Regions from separate parts of the Homo sapiens genome. Here region 2 is linked to region 1. A link is an interaction called in ENCODE POLR2A ChIA-PET data of the cell type or tissue named here. Cell type or tissue: PC-9. All regions are shown on one strand. Links, peaks and the distances in the headings refer to the core of each region. The heading gives the core; the rest is flanking DNA.

The links. Peaks named below come from ENCODE experiments on the same cell type or tissue, not always from the same donor. Only the 100,000 strongest peaks of a DNase experiment are listed, where the experiment ranks them.
Region 2: POLR2A ChIA-PET joins it to region 1 with 7 read pairs; 15 of 35 experiments call an interaction of 5 or more read pairs at or near these places.

The regions. Positions count from the first base shown.
Region 1 is chr17:18,375,836-18,383,426 of GRCh38, reverse strand. It overlaps EVPLL (envoplakin like), which reads right to left and starts at 5,649. Exons shown (of 11, transcript NM_001145127.2): 1 at 5,444-5,649; 2 at 2,427-2,525; 3 at 1,906-2,060; 4 at 1,697-1,824; 5 at 789-914; 6 at 563-601; 7 at 242-402; 8 at 49-156. The coding sequence starts at 2,489. RefSeq lists a silencer at 140-249 and enhancers at 1-331, 332-903, 2,847-3,348. In PC-9, for the core only: no CTCF peak of the experiment used is centred there; a DNase peak (open chromatin) is centred at 5,786.
Region 2 is chr17:18,319,066-18,323,065 of GRCh38, reverse strand. SMCR8 (SMCR8-C9orf72 complex subunit) reads right to left here. Exons shown (of 2, transcript NM_144775.3): 2 at 1-449. Among named protein-coding and RNA genes, the nearest start is that of SMCR8, 5.8 kb to the right of the region's middle. RefSeq lists enhancers at 1-371, 372-873 and a silencer at 1,385-1,577. In PC-9, for the core only: CTCF peaks have their summits at 1,593 and 3,036 (motif pointing left); no DNase peak of the experiment used is centred there.

The DNA of each region.
Region 1 (7,591 bases), core at 3,524-7,523:
TCCCCGCCCACCACGTCCCTTCTCACTCTCGCCCTGCCCCCAGCGCACCTGGATGGGCCCCACCGCGGGGTGCCGCAGCTCCACCATGCGCTTGCCGTCCTCCTCCAGCTGGTTTACGCTCTGCTCCTGGCTCAGCAGCTCGTGCTGCTTGAAGTGCTGGGGGCGAGTCGGGTGGGGAGCGGCGGTGAGGACCAGGATGGCCCTGGTCGCCCCCGCCTGGCCCCAACCTCTGCCAGCCGACCTCGTATTCCCGCCGCACGCCCGCAGGGTCGGCCATGAGGTCGCTCCAGTCCTGCTGCAGGATGCGGCGCTGCTGCTCCGCCAGGGCGCTCAGCTGCCACGTGCAGCCCTGCAGTGCGTGTACAGGCTGCCCAGGCTCTGCCCGCGCCACGACGCCGCCCTCTGTGCTCAGGACCCGCCGCCAGCAGCAGGGTGGGGAGAGAGAAAGTGGGGGGCAAAAGGCGCCATTGGGCGGCGCTCAGGAACACTGGCCCCGGGCAGGGTCCGGGCGGCCACCCAGGCCCACCTGCAGCCACCCTGCCCGACCCTCCCTCCTGCTCACCAGTAGGTCTCGGTATTGGCTCCGGATGGTGGCGGCATCCTGCCTTGACCAAGGGGAGAAACAAGCCCGTGAGAGGTGGGGCACAGGGAGACGGCCCCCTAAGATCTGGGCAAGCCATACCCCACCCACCCCTATCCCCAGGGCCCAGCCGATCTAGCTCCGGCTCTGACTGGAAAAACAGGGGCTGGGGCTGGCCCCGGATGTAACATCTTCCCGGCTCACCCACCGGCCCCACCAGGCTCCGCAGCTGCTCTCCTTGGTCGTTGATCTCCTTCTGCACGATGTTGAGCTCCGCGATCTGTTCCTCCAGCTCCGCCATGCCCGGCCCATACTGGCCTGCGCAGACCAGCTTCTGCAGGAGAGCCGGCGGCTCAGTCACCACAGGACCAGGGTGGAGAGCCAGAGAACCCCACACGTCTCCCACCCGGAGAAGTGGACTTGGTCATTTGGGCAGAGCGTGGACGAGCCTGAGAGCAGCCCGGGTGCACGCCCTGCAGCTCACCCAGGGTGAGCCATTCTGCTCTGCAGGGTGGCCACTGCAGAGGCCATTCTGCAGTGGCCCCTGAGTCCCACTGGTTCCCAGACGCTGGGCTCAGCCTCAGAAGTCTCCAGCTCCATCCTGCCTTGTCTGTGACCCAGCCTCAGTGCTTCCTGCCTGGACACCTCCAGCCAAGCTCTAGGGCCCTCAGAACGCCCTGCTGCACCCGGGCCCTTCCCCACTGTTCCTCTATTGTCATGATGACACCCCTTCTGTGTGGCATCAAAGCACAACTCCTCAACCAGGGATCAGAATGCCCCATGTCCTGGCTCTGCCCACCTGGCCAGAAATCCCCACTTCCCATCGAATCCTAGGCTTCCTCCTGGCAGGTGCCTTTGCTCCTTCTTTCTGGAATTGTCCTCTCCTCACTACTTCACCCTGACCCAACCGAGCCCTCTCACCCCTCTGAGGTCTCTTCATGTGCCTCCTCCTACAGGAAGTCTTCCCTGACTGCACTGTCTCCTCTGCTGTCTCCCTGCCCAGACCCCTGAGACACCACTATACACTGACTGTTCAAGCCTACAGTCAGGCCCTGGGTTAAATGCAGTTCCGTATCACCCTCTGATCACACTGGGGTGTGACTTTGAGCTCCTGACCTGTTTCTGCTCCAGCACGTGTGCCCAGTCGACCTTGGATCCCACGTCGGGGCGGCAGCACCATCTTCTCGTACAGGGCACAGTACTCCGCACACTCCTGGGTCACCCGCTCGTGCAGCTGCTCGATGCTGTCAAGAAGGTGGCCAGCAGGTCAGGGCTGGGCCTGGGTCTTCCCCAGGGACCCCCAGCCCTGCCGCAGCCCCACTCACTCCTTCTCAGTCTCCTCAGCCTGCGGGTGCTTGAGCCGCCGGGCCTTGTCCACGTCCAGGAAGAGGTCCTTGAGCAGCACCTCGGCCTCCTTCAGGCTGCTGCCCGTCTCCTGCTGGTGCTGCAGGGCCTGGCTCTGCTCACTGTTCAGCCGGTCCTGTGGGCAGGGGATGGGCAGACTTGCCAGGGTCCAGAGCCCCCACACCCCTGCTGCCCATCATTGTGGGCCTGAGCCCCACCTTTGGGACCCCAGCTATGCTGGCCAACCTCGAGGCCCACGCCAGGCACAGGGTCAGGCCCAGGGCGTCCATGAGGCAGGTGACAAAGACACAGGGGAGCCCAGCAAAGAAGGAAGTTGAGCCCTCTCTCCCACCGTGTGTTAGGGGACAGGCGGTGCAGGACAAATGTCATCTGTCCCATCTTCACCATCACCAGGGGGCACTCAGGGAGTGCCAGGCCTGATGATGGGCCTCCCATGCCACCCAGCCTGCCCACACCCTGCCAACTGCTGCCGGGTTCTCACCTGCTGCAGCCTCTTCTGCGTCTCCAGGATGTCCCGCTCCACCTGGTCGGCGCTGGCTTGCATGTGGGAGATGAGCAGGGTCAGCTCCTGGGTGGCATTCTTGGTGGGTGGAGGGGACAGTGGGCAGCTCGGTGGAAGAGGCCCCTCTGTGCCCCATCCAGGTGGCGTCCCCTGCCCTCTCTCCACCCCATCCCGCCCCCACAGCCTAGCACACTGCCCTGACTTTGGGGTCTCTCTCTGCAGGAGGCTCTGTGAGCTAGACCTGGTTGGGGGTGTTAGCACTGCCCCGCCACATGAGGGGTCAAAAGGTGAGGGTCTCAGGTCTGTGTGGTGCTGGGTGTCAGGCGGCCTCGGTGTCCCAGCCTCAGCCAGCTGTGCTGGCAGTGAGTTCCCGACCCCACCCAGCTGCCTGCCACTTCCCCCCTGTGAGCCGGTAGTACCTGAGCCAGCCTGGCTGGGCCCTGGGAGGGGCAGTTGGGCTGGCTGGGGCAGGGAGGCAGCAGCATGCCCCCCACCCCCACCTCCTCCCACTCCAGCCCTGTGTTCCCCTATACCTCCTCCACCCCAGGGAGCTTTGCCAGAGTGCTGGCTTCAGCAGCCGTCTAGAGGAGCCTCACACTGTCAGAGTCGGGGAGCGGGGGCAGGCGCAAGAGACTGCTGGGCACCCTAACATTCTCCAGAGTTGAGGGTTCAAAGCCCAGATTGTGCCCTAACTTGCTCTGAGTTACGTGGTCAGGGACGGAGGGGAAACCTTGCTTCCACCCCAGGGCTTTTTCTGTGCATTCGCCCTGCAGCCTCCATAGAGCACCTGCTGTGTGCATGCAGTCACTCTGTGGAGGTCACAAGGCCAAGCAGACCTAAAAGAGGGCAGATTGGTCCAAGCCTTATGAGCACAGTGCCTTATGGGGGATCATTATCCTGGGGCAGGGGAAGCCTTGAACTGGGTCAAAGGATGGGCCCCCCCAGGCAACGGGACAGTGCTGGTGAAGGCACAGCAGTCTGGAAGAACTCTGTGGCCAAGACAGCCTGGTTTCATCTTTCTCCATCATTAATGCTGTGTGACCTTGGGCAAGTTACTCAACCTCTCTGTGCCTGAGGTTCCTCACTCGTAAAGCAGGATTTTAATAAAAATATCTATGCCTTAGGGCTATTGTGAGCATTAATTGAATTTATCTGTCTGAAACATCCAGTGCAGGCCTGGTGCAGAGTCGGCACCCAGCACGTGTTAGTTTTTATCCCACTAGAGGGCTAGTGCCTTGAAGGCAGGGGCCTGTTGGTTCTGTCTACAGCGACATCTCCAGTGCCTAGAACAGTCCTGGCATGCAGTAAGTGCTCAGTAAGTTCATGTCAAACGAGTGGATCGCACGTGAGGTGATCCAGAGCCAACAGGGCCCTGAGGACTGAGCTGCCCCAGGCCAGGAGCACACTGCTGGGGAGCCTGCCTGGACAGTGGGAGCTGCAGGTGCTGGGCCCTGGGCACTCCTGCTCAGGTCCCGCCTCCTGGGATGGCTGCTCCCACCAGGAGCTGCACACTCCACCCTGGGTGGGGCTCAGGTGCCCCAGGGAGGACAGGTCACTCAGTGAGAGTGTTAGCTGAGAGTCTTAACCACTGTCTTTCCCGTCGGCCCAGACGCCCAGACTCGGTGTCTGTTGGTGCCTTGATCCCTATCGGGGTAATGGGCACCCCCACTCCCACACCAGCTTTTCATCCCTGAGCTTATCTCGACACCCTGGACCCAGGCGGGCTGCTGCCTCCTCTGCAGATGAGCTGAAGCCAGTGAGTGGGAAGAGCGCCACCCAATCCATCCACAGAGAGCTGAGGCTGGGCCCCAGAGAACCGGGTGGTCCAAGGGAGGCCCAGTGCCCCCTGCACCACACCCACTGGAAAAGGAAGCCCCAGCTCTATTCTGTTTTGTTTTAACAGACAGGGTCTTGCTCTGTCACCCAGGCTAGAGTGCAGTTGAGTGATCACGGCTCACTGCAGCCTCGACTTCCCGGGCTCAAGTGATCCTCTCACCTCAGCCTCCCAAGTAGCTCTGACTACAGGCATGCACCACTACATCCAGATAATTTTTGTATATTTTTTATAGAGATGGGATTTCGTCATGTTGCCCAGGCTGGTCTCCAACTCCTGGGCTCAAGTCATCCACCCGCCTCAGCCTCCCAAAGTGGTAGGATTGCAGGCATGAGGTATTGCACCAGGATTTTTTTTTTTTTTAAAGACAGAGTCACAGTCTGTCACCCAGGCAGGAGCGCAGTGGTGTGATCATGGCTCACTGAAGCCTCAAACTCCTGGGCTCAAGCAATAGGCATGAGCCACCATACCTGGCTGTTTTTTATTTTTATTTTTTTTATAGAAACAAGATCTCCCTATGTTGCCCAGGCTGGTCTCAAACTCCTGGGCTCAAGGAATCCTCCCGCATTGGCCTCCTAAAGTCAGGGATTATAGGCGTGAGCTACCGCGCCCAGCCATGAACCCCTAACTCTTCAATACAACAAGGCCCTGGGTGAGAGCTCTGGGGAGGGCTCTGGCTTAGGCAGGAGGCAGCACAGCCCCTGCATCCCTACCCCAGGGATCCCACCCCACCCCCTCAGTCCTCATGCCCTGCACCCAGGCTCCAGGGGTCATCCCAGCCAAGTAGAGCCTTGGGGCAGAGCTGCAGTCACACAACCAGGCTCTCCTGTGTCCCAGCCTCTGGCAGAGGAGGGCATCAGTGCAGGCTCCTGTCCGGCACTTCTCCCGCTGAGCAGCATCAATCTGTGGCCCACAGGCCCCCTTAGAGGATGTAGGGAGCCCCAGGCCATCCCCTGCCTCCTGCCAGGGCTGAAGTTCGGCCTGGGCCTGCGGCTCCCAAGGCAGGGAGAGAGTCCACCCCTGGGCCCTTTGTCCTCGGGACACCAAATGCCAGCACGGGGCTGGTCCTGGGCTCTGGGCCGCCGCCAGGTGGCTCAAGGACCTGGGCCTGGCACCACCCCCACCCTAGCTCCCTGGCTCCCCATCCCCTAGTCCCACTCACCAGCTGTGCTTGCTGGGGGAGCCTTTGGGGGACCCCTTGGCTGGGGAGTCCTTGGGGGACCCCTTCCCCTGGGAGCCTTTGCTCAGTCCCTTGAACATGGTCATAAAGGCAGGTGCTGGCTCAGGCTGGGCTTGGCTGGTGAAGGAGGGCAGGAGGGCAGGTGGGAGGCAGCGGGCGTCCTTGCTGGCTGGTCAGCTAAGTCTGGCAAGGTGGGGCGGCTGGGCATTGGGGAAGGGAGTTTCTGGGAGGCCCCTCCTTGCAGGTGAGGCAGCAGGCGGCCAGGCCCCAGGCCTGCCGCGCATGCACCCACAAAAACCACACTCATGCCTGCTCTTGCATAACCAGTCTGGGAGGAAAGGGCACAGCCTTGAGGGTGGGGCCGAGCCTGCCCGACTCCCACAGAAGGTTTGGACTTGTTACACCCACATGCCCAGGGGAGCGCGGTGGCGATTACACCCAGATAGGGAAGGAGCTGGGCCAGGACAGATGGGTCTGGAGACAGACGTGCACATGCAGGCGCAGGCTCAGCGGAGAGGCCCCAGCTCTGGAGCTCAGGATTAATAAACATCTCCAGCCAGCTCAGAGGCCCTGCTGCCAGGCTGGCCCCCACCCACAGCTCTCAATCCCCCAGGAGAGGAGGGGGTGTCCTGCCAGCCCAGGGCCTGGCTCTGTGTTCTCCACTGACATGATGGGGCAGCCAGGGGACGTTCACTCCAGACAACTGGCACAAGGTCCATTTTTTTTTTTTTTAAGAGACAAAGTCTTGCTCTGTCACCCAGGCTGGAGTGCAAAGGCACGATCTCGGCTCACTGCAACCTCTGCCTGCCGGGTTCAAGCGATTCTCCTGCCTCAGCCTCCCAAGTAGCTGGGATTACAGGTGTCCGTCACCACGCCCAGAAAATTTTTGTATTTTTAGCAGAGAAGGGGATTCACCATGTTGGCCAGGCTGGTCTGGAACTCCTGACCTCAAGTGATCCACCCGCCTTGGCCTCCCAAAGTGCTGGGATTACAGGCATGAGCCACCATGCCCGGCCCCATTTTATAAAGTGTGCACAGTGCAGCAGCACCAGGGCTGGCTTCAGGTGCCACTAAGCCTGGGCTCTGGCTGAGGCCCGGGAGCCCGATGCACTTGGCTTTTCCTACCTGCCTCTTCCCCCACCCAGAAATGGCCCCTGGTGGCTTTTATGAAGTCAGATTGAGTGGCAGAGAGTGATGCCAGCTTATTGGTCTTTTCCTCACACTGGGGACCAGGGCTGCTGCCTTTTCCTTCTGTGGTGACCCTCAGCGTCTTCAAGAAAGGGGCGATGGGACCCCCCTTTCCAGGCGCTCATTTTACTGGCCCAGCGTAACAGGCCCCTTCTGCAGAGGTGGCGTCGCTTTCCAGGTCATTCCTGAAATCCCCGTGGTTTTAGTGGAAGGAGGGCTTGAGGGGGAGCCAGGGGATGGAACAGGCGGACTGGGTGACATCACCTGGTCATCCTGGCAGGCCTCGCTGAGGACAAAACAGCCTGGCAGGAGAGAAAGGTCCCAGCAGATGGGGGAGACCAGGGACCGACACCTGATACTGGCCTCAGGCCCCCATGGGATAGAAAAGGCCTGTGCCCTTTTTGGGTGAATCTCATGGGAAGCTCCTGAACTCGGCCATGGAGAGGGGATGCAGTAAACCCCCATTCCTAGAGGTGGAGGAGCTGACAGGGGCAGTGGGGGTGGGGAGGGCAGCAGAGGCCCCTGACAGCAATGAGGAAACAAAGTGGTCTCCAGTGTCCTCAGCTCCCGGCCCATGTCTTGAGTGAGATGCCAATAGAGATGACTGGCCACTCAGCCTCTGCCCCAGCCTGCTCCCACTTTATTCCTGGTGACACTTGTCTTCTAACCACTCATTGTACGCCTGCAATCAACTGTCTTCAGAAAGGAGCCGTTTGTGTGAATGACTATGGGGGCCAACGCCAGCCTCACCCCTGGCCTCCCTGACTCACCTTTTCTTTTCTTTTTTTTTTTTTTTTTTGAGACAGAGTCTCGCTCTGTCTCCCAGGCTGGAGTGCAGTGGCACCAACTCAGCTCACTGTAACCCCTGCCTCCCAGGTTCAAGCAATTCTCCTGTCTCAGCCTCCTGAGTAGCTGGGACTACAGGTGCACACCACCACACCC
Region 2 (4,000 bases), core at 1-4,000, 57 kb after region 1:
TTTTATACAAAAAGCTGGGGACATAGTCAAACCTGAGCATGGGGTGGCTGGTCCCTGGAGATTCCTGCATGTAGTGCAGCTTCAGCAGCTCAGCCAGGTACTGGACCACCCTAACATCCTCATTCACCAGACCCAGGGTCAGCTTTAGGAAGCTCATCTGGCGGCTGGCTACCAGCTCCTCTGTCTCCTTGTCGTGGGTAGGCAGGTGCAGGTGGTGGCAGAAGGTGTAGAGGAAGGCCTTGGAGCAGAGCTGGGTGAGCATGCTCTGGACATGCAGGTAGTAGGTGCTGCCCCGCTTGATCTGTGTGCGGTGGTCTGCCAGGCGGGGCACCAGGGTGCCTCTGTAAAGGGGGCAGCGCAGGGTTTTGTTGTCAAGGTCCAGGATGCTCGTGTAGCGGCTGTAGCGGCTCAGGGCATGGAGGGTACCGGCACCGGCAGGGGAGGCCACTCTGAAACAGACAGGCCAAGGTCAGGAGGAAGGGCAAGGGCCGGGAAAGTGGAGGCAGAAGCTTGGGAGGTGAGGCCTCCTGTCCCCAGGCCAGCATCCACCTAGCCAGCATGCACTGGCTCTTCCTGGAAGACAAATCTGATCATTGTAATCTTCAAAGGGCTCCTCACCACTCTTATGACCAAGGTCAAAAACACGCTGGGTGGCCCACAAAGCCCTTTGTGGTCCGATTCCTGCTGAATGGACTCTTTTTTGGAGCCATGGCAAGCTTTCAGTGGGGCCTTAGAATTACAAACCTCTTTGTTCAGGCCAGGTGCAATGGCTCACACCTGTAATCCCAGCACTTTGGGAGGCCGAGGCAGGCGCATCGTGAGGTCAGGAGATCGAGACCATCCTGGCTAACACGGTGAAACCCTGTCTCTACTAAAAATACAAAAAATTAGCCGGGTGTGGTGGCAGGTGCCTGTAGTCCCAGCTACTTGGGCGGCTGAGGCAGGAGAATGCTGTGAACCCAGGAGGCAGAGCTTGCAGTGAGCCAAAATCGTGCCACTGCACTCTAGCCTGGGCAACAGAGCGAGACTCTGTCTTAAAAAACAAAACAAACAAAAAAACCTCTTCTTTCTGCCTGAAATAACCTCTCTCTCTTGTACTTAGCTTAATTTAAAGCATATTCAGCCTTCCCTGATCCTCTCCTGCTTTCCTGCTGTGACCTTGGCCAAATTCATTAACCTCTCTGAGCCTCACCTATAAGATGGAGATAACATTCCTACTGTTTTTATTTATTTAGAGACAGGGTCTTGCTCTGTTGCGCAGGCTGGAGTGCAGTAGCACGATCATGACTCACTGCAGCCTTCATCTCCTGGGCTCAAGGAATCCTCCCACCTTGGCCTCCCAAGTATTTGGTACTATAGGCGTATGCCACCACACCCAGATAATTTTTTGTAGAGATGGAAGTTTGCTATGTTTCCCAGGCTGGTCTTGAACTGCTGAGCTCAAGTGATCCTCCTGCCTTGGCCTCCCAAAGATTTGGGATTACAGGCATGAGCCACTGTACAGGCCAGTTACTACTATTACATCCCTCATGGGGTCGCTGTGGAGACAAAATGAGTTGTGCTTAGGACAATGCTGGCCCTCGGTAGGCGCTGCTGTCATCGCCATCACTACTTTTAGCCTAGCACTGACCAGTGGGGTGACTGCTGTTTGTTCATTGGCTTCTCCCCACTGGACAAGCAGCTCCAAGATTCTAGGGTCCCAGAACTGCACCTGATCTGGTCTCATGCCCCCAATGCCTGGCACATCAGAGCCAGGAAAAGCCAGTGTTCACTCAGTGAGGGGAGCGGTTCCTTAAACACCCTCCTGAAGCAGCTTCCCCAGAGCAGCAGGGACTGCCCTGTAGGGCCCAGACATTTAGGGTTTACGTCAGACAGGTATGGTGTAAGAAGGACTGACGGTGACTTGGGACCAAGGTACTCTCACAGTACTTTTTCCTTCCTGGGTTTTATCTTCTTGTATATTTAACAATCATTTACAGAGCATCTATAACATCCCAACATTGACCTGGGAGCTAACACTGTAATGAAGAATGACCTAGAACTCTTGTCCTGCATGAGCTCAGTCTGATTGAGAAAAAAAGAAATGTGCACAAGTACAGTGAAGTGAAGGGAGACAAGGTCTCATTCTCCCTGGGAGAGGCTGTAGTTGGGAAGACCTGGGGGATTCGTGGAGTTGCCTCAGAGCTGGCCCTCAGAAGCAGCGTGGGCTCTAGGGACTGAGGAGGGTGTGGCAGACCACGGCAAAAGCAAGGTCACAGAGATGGGACAGCTGAGACAGGCCATGCATACTGCATGCATCCTGACCATAGGGACAGCACTGGGCTATGGACCACATGCATCCCACAGGCATGGAGGAACTGGGGCCTGCAGGTGGCTGACAGCTAAGAAAGCTCATGAGGGCAGTGAGACGCTCTCCTCAACCCATGCTGCATGGCCCCTGTGTTCCGGGACCTTCTCAGCTCTCTAACGCCTTCACCCTCACCTCCCTAAAGTGGGGCTGGCCAGAGTCAAACACCTCCCAAGCTCCGCACATCCAGCTCCACAGGTGCTGCCGCCACAGGGCACCCAGGCCTCACCTCCCACCTTTTTGCCCCTCCGTCTCTGCTGGGATACCTGTTCCCAGGCCCAGCATCCCCTGATGCAGCTGACACCTGCCCCAATGGTGGCACTTCTTTTGGAAGAAGCTGGCTATTCTAACTGTTCCTCCACTTCTGTTTCCATAAAGCTCCTCCTCAGGAGGCCAGATGACACGGGAAGGGACAAGCCTCAGCTCTCCAGCCCCCAAGCGCACGGCACCCCAACTGCAGCCTCACATTGCACTTACCATGCCCGCCGCAGGAGGACACCTCTCCACCAATGAGGACACAGAGGACTGGGTAAAGCGGCAGCTTGTGCAAGGTCACCTAGCTAGCAAGTGGTCAAGCCAGGACTCAACCCAGGGCCTCTGACACACGCTAGGCTAGCACTTTCTCCAGGCAGAACTGTGCTCTGCTTTTCGGTCTGGGCTTGTGACTGCTGCTTAGTAAGCAATAGGATGACCCCTGGTGTTCACTTAAAATGACAGCAGGGCCGGGCTCACGCCTATAATCCCAGTACTTCGGAAGGCTGAGGTGGGCCGATCATTTGAGACCAGCCTGGCCAACATGGTGAAACCCTGTCTCTACTAAAGATACAAAAATTAGCCTGGCATGATGGCGCACGCCTATAATCCCAGCTACTGGAGAGGCTGAGGCACGAGAATAACCTGAGCCTAGGAAGCAGAGGCTGCAGTGGGCTGAGATCACATCACTGCACTCCAGCCTGGGCAACAGAGCAAGACTCTGTCTCCAACAACAACAACAACAAAAAACACACAAAACAAAAAAACCCGCAAATGACAGGATACCAGCTTGGTTGTTTAGCCATCTCTTATCCCCACAGATGGCTGACCCAACTACAAGCATTTCCAGGCAGAGTGAAAAAAATCAAGGGCCAGCAAGACTGGTGTTCGGAGGTGAGAGTCCTGAAAGAGAGTCCATCATGTGAGCAGTGGGCCTGAGTGAGGAGGCACACTTCTGGGCCGTGGTGCTCAGAGTGCAGAGCCTCTGCAGCGCAACACCTCCGAGGATAGGAAGGTCACAACCACCGAAGACATCTCTCCTGCTCGTGATTTTTAAAGCTGGGCCTCAGGTAGGCCCCAGTCTGCCTGCCTGTGTCGGTGCCGGTTCCACCCTCTGAGTGCTTCTCAGGGCCAAGCACTGCACTGTGCTGTGTTTTTTTGGACATGCACTAAACGTGGACCCTTCCGATGGCTCTCAGGTGGGCCCCGGGAGCCCTTCAGAGGTGTTCAACATGATTGGGTGACTGAATGAGATGGTTGGTCCGAATCCAGACAGCGAGTGGTGGCACACCAGGACTTGACCCAGACCACCCACTGCTCCCGCTAACTGCCACAGCCCACAACAGTTTCATCTTATCATACCCTCAGGTGGCGTCTACTGCTCACCTCCCCCAGGAATTC